Linked DNA regions of Homo sapiens: region 1 is linked to region 2. A link is a contact called in ENCODE Hi-C or POLR2A ChIA-PET data. All regions are on one chromosome and are shown on one strand. Each heading gives the region's core, a stretch centred on a gene start or an enhancer-like site at or near the end of the contact. The rest is flanking DNA. Distances are from core to core; before and after follow the strand shown.

Region 1 (5,769 bases), core at 2,340-4,839, 220 kb after region 2:
GCTACAAACTGTGCCAAGACCTGTTCCAAGGTATTACATTTTCAATTTTAGAGAAAAGGAAACTGAGGCTTAGATAATTTAATTAACTTGCTTATTTAAGTAAATTATGAATCTAGACTATTAAGTACAGAAGTTTTTCTGGCTCCAAAGCATCTGCTGCTGTCAGCCATTGTGTCATGCATTGCTTGATCATCTGTAGTGTGTTGAATACTGTGACCGTATTGGAGAATTAGCTAAGGAAAAATAAGTCCTTAAAAACCAAAAGCTTTAATGAAAAGAAATGAGATAAATCAGAAAACATAAAACCAGTGTATTATCTAACACTCTGTGAGGAAATGGGATATTTGGATTGGTTAAATATTCTGTTTAAAATAATTACATATATTATACATTGGTAGAGATATCGAAATATGATAACATAAAAATACACAGTTCTACATCTTTATGGGAAAGAATGAAACTTTAGTATTTATTTTAGGTTGATTTGGAAGACTGCTGAGCTTGGAGTCATTATTTGGATCAAGAGGAGGTCAGATTCAGAGTTTACTTTGAGCCAAGGTCCAAAACGTAGTTAAAATATTGAGAGAAGAAAGTTATAAATTCATTTGAGAAATTTTATCAGCTATCAAACAAAATCATTACTAACAAAACTTTTGGGAATAACTCCCAGAAGCTGGGGTAGGGAGGGTACCATTACTTTGAATTAGCCCATTGTCAGAATGGCATCTTCCAGTGGTTGGGAGTGGTTATTGTCTTTTCTCGCAGAGTAAGAGCCTAAGGTACAGTTCAATGACCTCAGACAACAGTGACACTGAGGCTGATATGATACAGGTCTGATGGGCTGAGGCATCCTTGAGCCTAAGAAAACTGTGTCATTTTTCAACAGTAACTACAGTAGAACAAAAAGTCTATTTACATACTCAGATTTAATGCCTGTTGCTATGGAAAGTAACATGATTGATTTGATGGTAATATTGAGTTAGGATTGAGTAACAAGGTGGCCTAAATATAGAGAATAATCATGCTGTGACCCAGCTCACCTGTTTTGTGGAGCGTATGCTACTTTGGGGAAAGGGCTTCAGGTGTTGTAGTTTTACGCATTTAAGCTGGTAGAAAAGGACCTCCAGGTGGTATACTTTTAGGCATTTAATCTGGGGAAAAGAGATCACAGCTGATATACTTTTCCATCAGGTTCTGGGAATATCCTTCTTTTGCAAGGGAGGATATATTCTGGCTAAGTGTTTACTAGCTCTTTAAGAAAAAGAGAATTTTAGAAACTGTCTTCTGGTATTTAAATGGGAAACAGGACTTCTGTACTATATATTGTACTGCATATATTGCACTCTGTGATACCTTTGAATGAATTAGAAAATGAAGCACCTTTGAGGGATATGTGCAATTTGGCCAGTGAAATCTGGGCTGCACTCAGCTCCCCTGGTTTCTTGGCCGAGTGTCTTTGTACAGAGCACTGTCCTGTACATGTTTTTGAGTACTGATCAACCATGTTTTTCCTTTCCTATGCCCACATTGTGACCAACAAAATTACCACACTAATTACAATCTAGTTTCTAAAAGTACTCTCTTCCAAGTCAATTGTATATGCTTCCCAAATATTTTATAATATTATTAAGTTCTAATTGCTTTTGAATTGCTGATTGCTGTTCTTTCTTAGTTATTCATATTTATTTTAAATAAATTTATTTTATAGCATATTGATGTAAAAATGACCTATGATCACTATGTTTAAGAAGTACAGTAAGTCAGAAAATGTAATCAGAAAATGTAATACCAATATATTTCTAACACTCTGCGAGGGGATGAGATATTTAGATTCAGCCACACTAATTACAATCTAGTTACAATCTAAAAGAAAAAAGAAAGGTATCTCCCAGCCTGCATTTTCATCTTCTAGAAACAGCTACTGCAGGACTAGTCACTAGGGGCTAAATAATTTGCCGAAGTTCTAATCATCAATAAGCAAGGGAGACAGGATGGGGTTGGCCCTTTAACTTAGGGACCTGCTTTCTAAAACACTACACTTCTTCTTAAGCATTTTCAATCTCTCCATTGTTTCCTTTGGATTTTTCTCAGTTAGTGCCACAGAAAAATTGCATCTCTCTTTTTATTCTCTCTCCCTTTTGCTAGTTGGAAATCCCATATGATCCCGGTCAAGTCAAGTGAGTACAAGAATAGAGCTAATGATATGTCTTCATTAAATAAAATTAAAGTTTTACCTTTTGTAGTGAAATTAGACAATATCGGGAAGCAATGACATCAACCCTTAAAATATCTTGGGTCCTCTTCAGAATCTATAATGACATCTTCTACTGCCTCTTCCTCTTATAATTAAAAATTTAATTTAATTTACCTTAAGCACCAATGTTCAAGGGAAATTTCTTATTAAATTTTATTGTACTTCTTATTTTCCAAATGTATAGCAACTTTTACCTCACTTTATATGAATGAATTTGGATATTGCTTCAAACTTCTTTCTTAAGCTCAAATACCTCTTTGGAGTTTATGTGCATAAAGTATGGGATAGAGTCATAAAAGCAGCTTTATTTCTATGTAGTTGATTGATTGGTAGAAGAAGTTTATTGCACTGCAGTCAGCATTATAAGCGTTACTGGACTATATTGCACTTAAATGCTTTCTCTGTGTGGGCTCTTTTATGTCTTTATGTATTTAATTTTATTTATTGCATTTCAGCTTTCTACTCCATGGCATGTCGATTTACAATATAGACTGTTGACTTATTTTAATATAAATTTAATAAATTTTAATAAAATTTTGTTATATATTTGGACATGGGATGTGAAAAACTTTTGTAGTGACAAACACTATTTCTGTTTTTGCCAAAACAGAGATAGTTTTGACAAAGTGACATAATCCCTATTTTACAGACTTTATTTATGATGGATATTTAATAAGTTTTACTAACTTTTCGAAAAATTTTCAGAGTGATAAATTTTCACAGAAAGTAGGGGTAAAAGCTTCTGTTCAACTCTGTCCCTGACTCAGATCGCCTCTAGCTTTTGCTTTCCTGTAGCAGAATTGAGAAAGGTGGGACCCCAGAAATCCTGGTCTTAGAAGAGCTGTGACCTCTCCCTAAAGAAAGAATGCGCTCTATAAACGAATACAGCTTACCACTCTACATTTACTATACAGTAGGGAATATGAGAAAATATAATAATAACTATAGTGCTTTAAGATTAAATGTGAGCTTAACCTTAATTAATATTTACAATATTTAAGTACTGGAGTTTTCTTAAAGCCACTCATTTGTTTCCATAGATTTCACTTTTTTCTTTTATACACCATATTTTATGTGTTTATGCATTTTTAACTTGTATAAATGGCATGATAGTTTAGACCTTTTATTTTCTTTTTTCTTTTGCTTAAACTATGTTTTTAAGATCTTTCCATGTTTATTTGTATTTCTAGTTCATTGCTTCTAAGCAAGGCATAATATTTTATGGTATGCATTTACCATACTTTACTTATGTGTTTTTAGGCAACCGTGTGAGTGATTCTTTCTGGATATACTCTGGAGACGAATTACTAGGTCATTGGTTACACCACTCTGATTTTTACTAAATACTGCCAGATTGTTCTCCAGAATGACTGTGCTAATTTCATTTCTACATTTTGGCTAACTCTTGGTATTACTCAACTTCTAATTTTTGTGACTCTGATGGATATAAAGGGGTATTTTAATTTGAACTTTTTTCTAGTATTAGGTTGAGCAATTCTTCAATATTTGTTCAGCTATTTGCATTCCAATCTGAATTCCTCTTCCTGTCTTTTGCTCATTTTTTTTTTTTCTATCAGGCTTCCAGTCTTTTCCTTGACTTCTTGTAAGAAACTCTTTTGGGGTGCCAATATTAATTCCTAATTAACTCTTGGTTTTGAAAAGTTCTTCCACCCTCCTGGTCTGTCAACCATTAGTCTATGGTAATTTTGACAAACAGAAATTCTAAATTTTGGTTTAATCTTTGCCCTACTGGCCTTTTTGGATCTTAACAAGTCCTTCTTCATTCCAAAGTCACAAAGATTTTTACCCATAATTGCTTTTATTAGCTTCATATTTCCTCCACTAATTTTTCCCATGAAAACTTTATTTTACTAAACTTTAGAGACTATTACATTCTCTCCTCAGAATTCAAATCTGAACACCTACATGATGTAGTAAACCAGCATTTGGGCGGAAAGTAATACGTGACAGGAAACCAGTTTTTCAGGTTTAACCTAAGTTTAGATTAAAAAAACTGGAGTCTGAGGGAGATTTTTTGAATATGTCTGCATAATTCTTTAAACAGGAAGGAAAAAATTGTAAGTGCTCATACCTCTTGACCTGATTCTGTGCCAGTAGCCTGGAGGCAGAAGTAGGTATTTAGTGCATTCAAACAGGTAGCCTTAGAGCAGAGAGATAAATGTTTGTATTTTCTTGGATAATGGAAATACCTTTATGTAGCAGGAGTTTACGTGCATTCCCTGTTGTGTGAATAACAATTTTATTTTTAAACATTTCCATTCCATTCTAGCCCCCTTTCCTTGTGTGCCTTTCACATAACAACTATATATTTTTGAGTTGTTGCAGTGTTAAAGTGGTAGCTTCATGGAAACTCTGAGCATATTTTTTTGCTCCACATTTTTATTTTTTGTGCATTTGTTGTCTCTTTAAGTTCTTAAATTAACCTAACTTATAAATCGAGTCCTATTAGTCTCCATTTATTTTCTATTGCCTGAAATTTGTGTCAAAAAACTCAGAGGATACAGCCCCAGAGGAAACAACCTATTTCCCAATTTTAGATGTTAATTCATTACTAAGCTTCTTGGATCTTAATTTTAATTTTATATTATATTTTGTTGTTTGATCCTACATCTCACCTTAAAAATGTGGTCTGGGAAGAGTGATTACTGGGGGTATTAGCCTATGCCCTGAAGAAAGTATCAAGAATTTATACATACATCGAAAACTTTCACAGTTGATTTGACCATTGTCTTCTGGGGAGTTTGATTCTTTCATGCACCTGCCATTCCTGATATAGCCAGAGCTAAGTAAGCAGAGCCAAGGGAGAGGACTAGAGGGTACTGACATAGCAACCTCCCTAGCCAGCTGTGTGATCACCCCCTTAATCTACAGTCATTTTCCAGCTGTGAGGAAGAAGCTCTACAGCAGCTGCTCAGCACAAAGTGCTCACGTCCAGACTGGCTTAGGCAGGTGGCCGCTTTACTCATCTTCCCTTTTATTTTTTCCTTTTGTAAGCACGGATGTGTGCTCAGATGTGAGGCAGTTGTTCAAAGAACATCCTGGGATGAAAAGCAACTTTCATGCCATTATTAGGACTGAATCTTCAGATTTCATTAATTTAGTAAATATTAATGGCATCACTCAAAAGAAGTGCCCAATACTTACTTGGGTATTTTCTCATAAGGTTACTGTTAGCAAGACTCAAAATTAAATTTTCAAAATATAACTATTCTTATTTTTAAATATACATTTTATGATAATCCTCCTCCTGCCAGGGCTGGCCCTCTAACTAACTTGTATAATTTAAAGGATATAAAAAGGCCATTCTGCTCCTAAATAGTTCACTAGCTTGCTATGAAACCTGAAGTTCCTCCTGAGAGGCACTCTTTTGGTTAAGGCATTTTTTCTAGCCCAATGCACAGGCCCCAATTCTCTTGCAACATAGCAATTATATTGCAACCCTGCTATGGGAGAGCACCATGATGTGAACCGAGGATGGGAAAGGGCATAGGATA
Region 2 (5,473 bases), core at 325-2,824:
GAAGAAAGCTGTAACTTCTTTATATTATTGGACTTTAACATCTTTGTGAGAGAATTTTAAAAATAGGGCAAGGAATGATACAGGGATAAAACAGAATTTTCCAGAGCAGGTAAACAACTCCTTTGAGTGCAGATGATGCTGCAGTGAACTCTGAGACGTCCTAAATGTTTGTTCTCTAGTGGTGATGAAGTCATCTTCAGAACTGATCTGCTTCCATCAGACAAATTCCAAACAGTCCAGGCTCCTAGATAAGTTTTCAAGAGAGGTAATGCACTTGATTTCATACCATTTCTGAAATCTCCAAGTGAAAAAAAAATGTTAGTTATGTGTAATGGGGCAAAATGTCATTTGTCTTTTTGGGGAGAATGGTCTGAATGACTGTCATCAGCAACTTTGAAGGCTGTTTTTTTTTTTTTTTTTTTTTTTTTAAATGGAGTCTTGCTCTTGTCGCCCAGGCTGGAGTGCAATGGCACAATTTCTTCTCACTGCAACCTTTGCCTCCTGTGTTCAAGCGATTCTCCTGCTTCAGCCTCCCAGTAGCTAGAATTACTGGCGCCCGCCACAATGCTCAGCTAATATTTGTATTTTTAGTAGAGATTGGGTTTCACCATGTTGGCCAGGCTGGTCTCGAACTCTTGACCTCAGGTGATCCACCTGCCTCGGCCTCCCAAAGTGCTGGGATTACAGGCGTGAGCCACCGCTCCCGGCCGAAGGCTGGCTTTTTTACCATCATTGAAATCAAGTTAGAATGCACTGTCTCTTCATAGGTAACAAGTAAATCTTTGTAATCAATTGGAATAAATTCCAATGAGCTTTTTGAAAAAATGAAATTTCTGGGATATTATTAATGATGCACATAGAAAGACAGTGAATCCAATGCACATTTTCTTCAGTTTTGATAACGTTACTGTGATTCCTCGCTTGTCCAAAAGAATCGAAGAATGAGTTCGTTCTAGCTTTCTACAAATGAATTCTGCATTTCATTCACAATGAAATAAAAGAGCAAAAGTTATCTGAGTATACCACTAAAGTACTATATATCTGTAAATTACTTTACACTTGCTATCCTCGGCTCATCAGATTAAGCTACAATCAGAATGTCTCATTTATAAACGGAAAGTTGATCAGCTTTTTACTTCCGACCACAAGTTTATCTCCCCTCAGATACCACTGATCCAGTGAGGCATTTAGCTTGCCATAGGCCAGGCTGGGGCCAGTACCACGGCATCCGCAAGGGTGCCAACCTTGTTTGCCTGGATGCCTCCAGCAGATTCGCGCAAACTGCAACTGGTTTTACATCAGGAATACTGTTTGACCAAAGAGTAATTTAGGAGCCAGAGATGAAGTGAGTAAACGTTCAACCGAGGGGTCAAGGTTTCAAACGCACACGTTCTCTATCCCACCAGGAAAGTTCGATACTGTAACAGTGTTTTCGTTTTTCCTTGTCCACCCTAAAGGTTTTCGTCAGGATATTCCCAAAGCCTCCGTCGGTCTGGGGGCAGGAGTAGGGAGAAGGGATGAGGTGACTTTTTGGGCGGGGTGGGGGGAACGTCTGGGCAGCCAGGGACCTGCCCATTCACTCCCCTTTCCCAGCCCCGGGAGGGCGCAGCGCCCGGGTGGGGAGCCCGAGCCAGCCCAGGCCGGCTCTGGCCTCCTGACCCAGACAGCGCAGGGCGCGAGGGATCGCGCGGCCGAGCCCGGGTCGCGCCGCTCCCAGCATCGGGGCCGCTAGCCAAGAGTTCGAGGCCTTCCCGATCCGGATGTGATGAAAAAGAGCAACAGAGGGAGAAGTGTTTCAGGATTGTAGGAGTGGAAGAGGGGAAAGAGAGGCAGAGAGGGGGAAGGCCCCCTCGCAGGGGAGCCGGCTGGAGTGAGCTGGCTGGAAAGAGGGGGCGGAGTGCGCGGAGTCAGAGCCGCCACCGCTGCCGCAGTTGCCGCCACTGCGGCGTCTGGGCTGAGCCGGAGGGAGGCGGGAGGACGCGCAGGGGCGGCCGCCGCCGTCGTCAGGCCACCGGGGCGAAAATGCGGCCGCTGCCGGAGGCTCGCTAACTTTCCGGGGCGGAAGAGGAGGAGGAGGAGGAGGAAGGGGCTTGGAGCGACTACGGGGGGATGCGGAGGTAGGTAGTGGTCTCCGGGCGGGGAAGAGGAGGGGTTTGATCCCCATCCCCGGGGTTCTCCCAAACCCGATCTCTCTTTCCAGCCCCTCCCCGCTGGGTCCACCTCGGACCCCTGGGACCCCGCCGCTGTCAACTTGCGCTGTAACAGTTTTCTTCGCAAGTTTCAAATCAAAACTTCCCCGGGGTGGAGTTTGAGGGAGGGAAGTGGAGGGGGAGGGAACGTCCCGCAGGGGTGGTGTGCTCTTCTCTAAAAACATTTTTTTTTTTAATTTTGTATATTTTTCCGCCAGAAGCAGTCAGTTCCCTGCACCCAGCACCTCACAGCCCTTCCTCCGTGCGCCCTGCCGGGCGGCGAGCTAGGCGGCAGCGGCGCGGCGCGGGCTCGGCGGAGCGGCCCATGTCCGGCGCGGGCGAAGCCCTCGCTCCCGGGCCCGTGGGGCCGCAGCGCGTGGCCGAGGCGGGCGGCGGCCAGCTGGGCTCCACAGCCCAGGGTGAGTGCGCGCTTGCAAGTGGCAAGCTTCTTTGTCATTGTTGCATTTTTCAGTTTGCTCACAAGTGCACAGATAGGGGTGGGGGGAGTGCTGTGAGGAGGGGCTCCCACTCGTAGTTGAGAACTTTTGCACAGTTCGCGTTACTCAGGCAAGTTCTTCAGGATCCTTGCCCTAGATCAACAACCGGGTAAGAGGGCGGGAACCGTTGGTCCCTCCACTCCCCCTTCCTTTGGTTGCGAAGAAACAGGATGACAGGATTGCTTCTTTCTTAAGCATATGCATGTTTGGGCCTAAGACTCAATGTGTAGGTTCTGAAGCGCTTCTCCTCTAGGTCTCTTCAGCAGATCCAGGACTGCCGCAGCTCTCTGAACAAGCGTGCACTTACTCCATTTCATCTTTCTGTTTCTTGTTGGCTCCTCTACCACCCGGTTGATAATTCAGGTTTCTGTGACCAGTAGCTTTGGAATGGCTTATGCTTGTTTTCAATAACTGGTTTGTTTTGAAATAAATAAACAAGGTTTATAAGAAACACTTTCCAAGAATGAATTAGCTTCTTTGTGTTCTTCCAAAGTGTAAACACACACAGCCTATAAAATACTCTTGTGTCTGGGAAACTTCCATAACAAGCTTCTAAACGAGTTGAACCTTTCTTCTCTTGAAGGCAATATACTTTAGGTTTCCATTGGTGACAGAGAGGAAGGTTCTTAAACTTCTAATGCATTTTACTCTAAGGATGGTTTTGAGCTAAAGAATTCTGTCACTGATATATCAGAACTAAGTAATTTTTCCAGTGCTCAAAAACCTAGCATATACCCCTGATTTTAGGCATAAACTGATAGCTTTATTTCCCACTTGTACTAATGTAGTGAATCTTAGGGATTTTTTTTAAGGCAGCAAAAATTGGAGAAGGAGTTAACTTTCAAGCTGCAATAGGTAAAAGCAGAAAACATCTTGGTTAAATTAAAATGTTCTGGCACCCAGGGCTGTTAAACTGAATTACATTTATCATTATTTTTTGCCTCTAAATGAGTGACTCAGCTTTCTAAACAGAAAATAAAAATGATTAACTGCAGAAAATCAGAGAACTAGAATGATAAACATATGTTTTCTGAGAAGCAGCCCGTGTTCTCCACCTTGTATTGTCAGCACAATCATTTTCCTGTCATTAGGCATGCCCTTAGTAGTCATATCGACTCATTGATGGGCTGTTTATGCTCACACTTGAGCTGCTAATCACAATTGTTAAACCAGGCTTATGTCAAAAATCAACATCAAACACCCAAGGAAAATAATTTGACCTGGAAATAGCTAATATCTACAATATCCAACTTTAATAGTTTGCATTTCTAAAATCATCTGGGAGAATGTGCAGTGGTACTTAATGTACCTGTGCATTAGGATGCTGGATGGTGTCATGTGATCTGAACTTAAGAACCCGAAAATCTAGAGTGGCCTGAAGTACATTTGTTGGGTACAACACACGTTATCAGTGTAGAAACTCTTGGGTTATATTTTACCTGAAAATTGCCTTAGCTTTAGCAACATAGTTATACATTTTTATTATTATTAGTTTAACTTTGATCCAAAACTTTCTTTAAATAGGGATCAGTTTAATTTAAATATAAAGTTGATTTTTAAAAAGAGAGTCTGCAGAATCTTGTTAAAATATGATGTCTTAAACAGGCAGATGTCATAAGGTGTATTTAAAGAAAGAAATTCTTGGAGCAAATGGTTAGAGGAAAGCTTCAAGGGAAGCTTGGTTAGGTTGGTTTTATTGATAAAGACATTTGTGAAGAAGCTTTGCTCGAAGGCCACTCTACTCTTAAGCCTTTTCTCAAGTTCTTTTATCCTCTTGCTTCTGTCCTTGGATTCTTTATCATCCTTTCTGAAGAATAGCTTAATAATTCTACGGTAGGATATGGCTGCTTAGTTAACAGAAACCTAATTTTTAAATTCTTTATATTAAAGTCAGTAAGAAAAGTGGAATTTTAAATACAAATTAACAGAAAAAAATATTATTTCAGGAACATGAAGGATATGATCAAGTCTACCCCTGCAAAGTTAAATATATATATATAGGTAAATAATGACATTACAAGCTCTACATTTATTACTATACTATATTGTGATGAGCTATCCATACTGTTAACCAAAGGCATGAAACATTACAGTTGAAAGTAATTTTGGGGATTCTCTAATCTGAACTCCACATCAAGTCTAAAATTCAATTCTACATCCTTTTAGGTGTTTTGTTAAAAACCTGTAGTGAAGCCCATTCTAGTATTAGCATTAAGAATTAGAAAGGTTGTCCATATTAAGAGCATACTCTTCCTCCTTAAAGTTTCTACCTTTTTGTTGTGGTTCTGCAAGGCTTTCTATTGTTTTGAAAGCATTAAAAAGCATTACAAATCTTTCCCATGTGTTTTGAAAATAGTTACAGAGCAGGGACATAAGCTTACATGCTCCAGGCTGTAAGAGGGAACCAGGATAGATGTCAGACAGTATGGAGCAATGGGGATTTTGGGGAACTGGAGAGCTCATGGGCCAGGAAACAACATTCCTCAGTTTTAGCTAATTGTTGCCATGTGGGTTAGTATCTTCAGATATTTCAAGTGATACTGGAAATCCAGATTTTTATGTATCATCTCTCCATTTTTAAGAGTTTGCAACTAATTAAACACCAATTTTGTGCAGGCCAAACAAAACAACCACAACTGTAGGCTGGATATGGCCTCTGAGCAGCTAATTTGTGATCTCTCATACAGAAAATAGAAAGTAAACATGTAATTTAAAGCTATATTCTTATTTGTTACTACCTTGTGAAATATTGATTTACTTTCTCATGCAAAGTACTTGTATACATGT

The links. A loop is a pair of places that touch in the nucleus more often than their neighbours do. ChIA-PET counts read pairs that join two places held with the same protein, here RNA polymerase II (POLR2A). Pooled maps may share reads with other maps.
Region 1: a loop to region 2 is called in a pooled map, with 2.0 times the contacts of the local background. The contact joins the enhancer-like site here to the promoter of MDFIC in region 2. A Hi-C loop is called at or near these places in 5 of 168 maps with a recorded cell type or tissue (PC-3, endothelial cell of umbilical vein, heart left ventricle and 1 more), 2 of 37 single-sample maps with no recorded cell type and 6 of 50 pooled maps. POLR2A ChIA-PET finds 5 or more read pairs at or near these places in 1 of 52 experiments (common myeloid progenitor, CD34-positive).

What each region holds. Positions count from the first base shown.
Region 1 is chr7:115,142,047-115,147,815 of GRCh38, forward strand. The region is part of intron 2 of LINC01392 (long intergenic non-protein coding RNA 1392); the gene reads right to left. Among named protein-coding and RNA genes, the nearest start is that of LINC01393, 66 kb to the left of the region's middle. Within about 2 kb of position 3,590, at least 4 of the 41 ENCODE cell types and tissues checked have a DNase peak (open chromatin) inside an H3K27ac peak, as active enhancers do; they include PC-3, where a contact is called at or near this core.
Region 2 is chr7:114,920,520-114,925,992 of GRCh38, forward strand. It overlaps MDFIC (MyoD family inhibitor domain containing), which reads left to right and starts at 1,575. Exons shown (of 5, transcript NM_001166345.3): 1 at 1,575-2,117; 2 at 2,408-2,608. The coding sequence starts at 2,515. RefSeq lists silencers at 1,515-1,654, 1,985-2,034, 2,045-2,224, 2,455-2,594.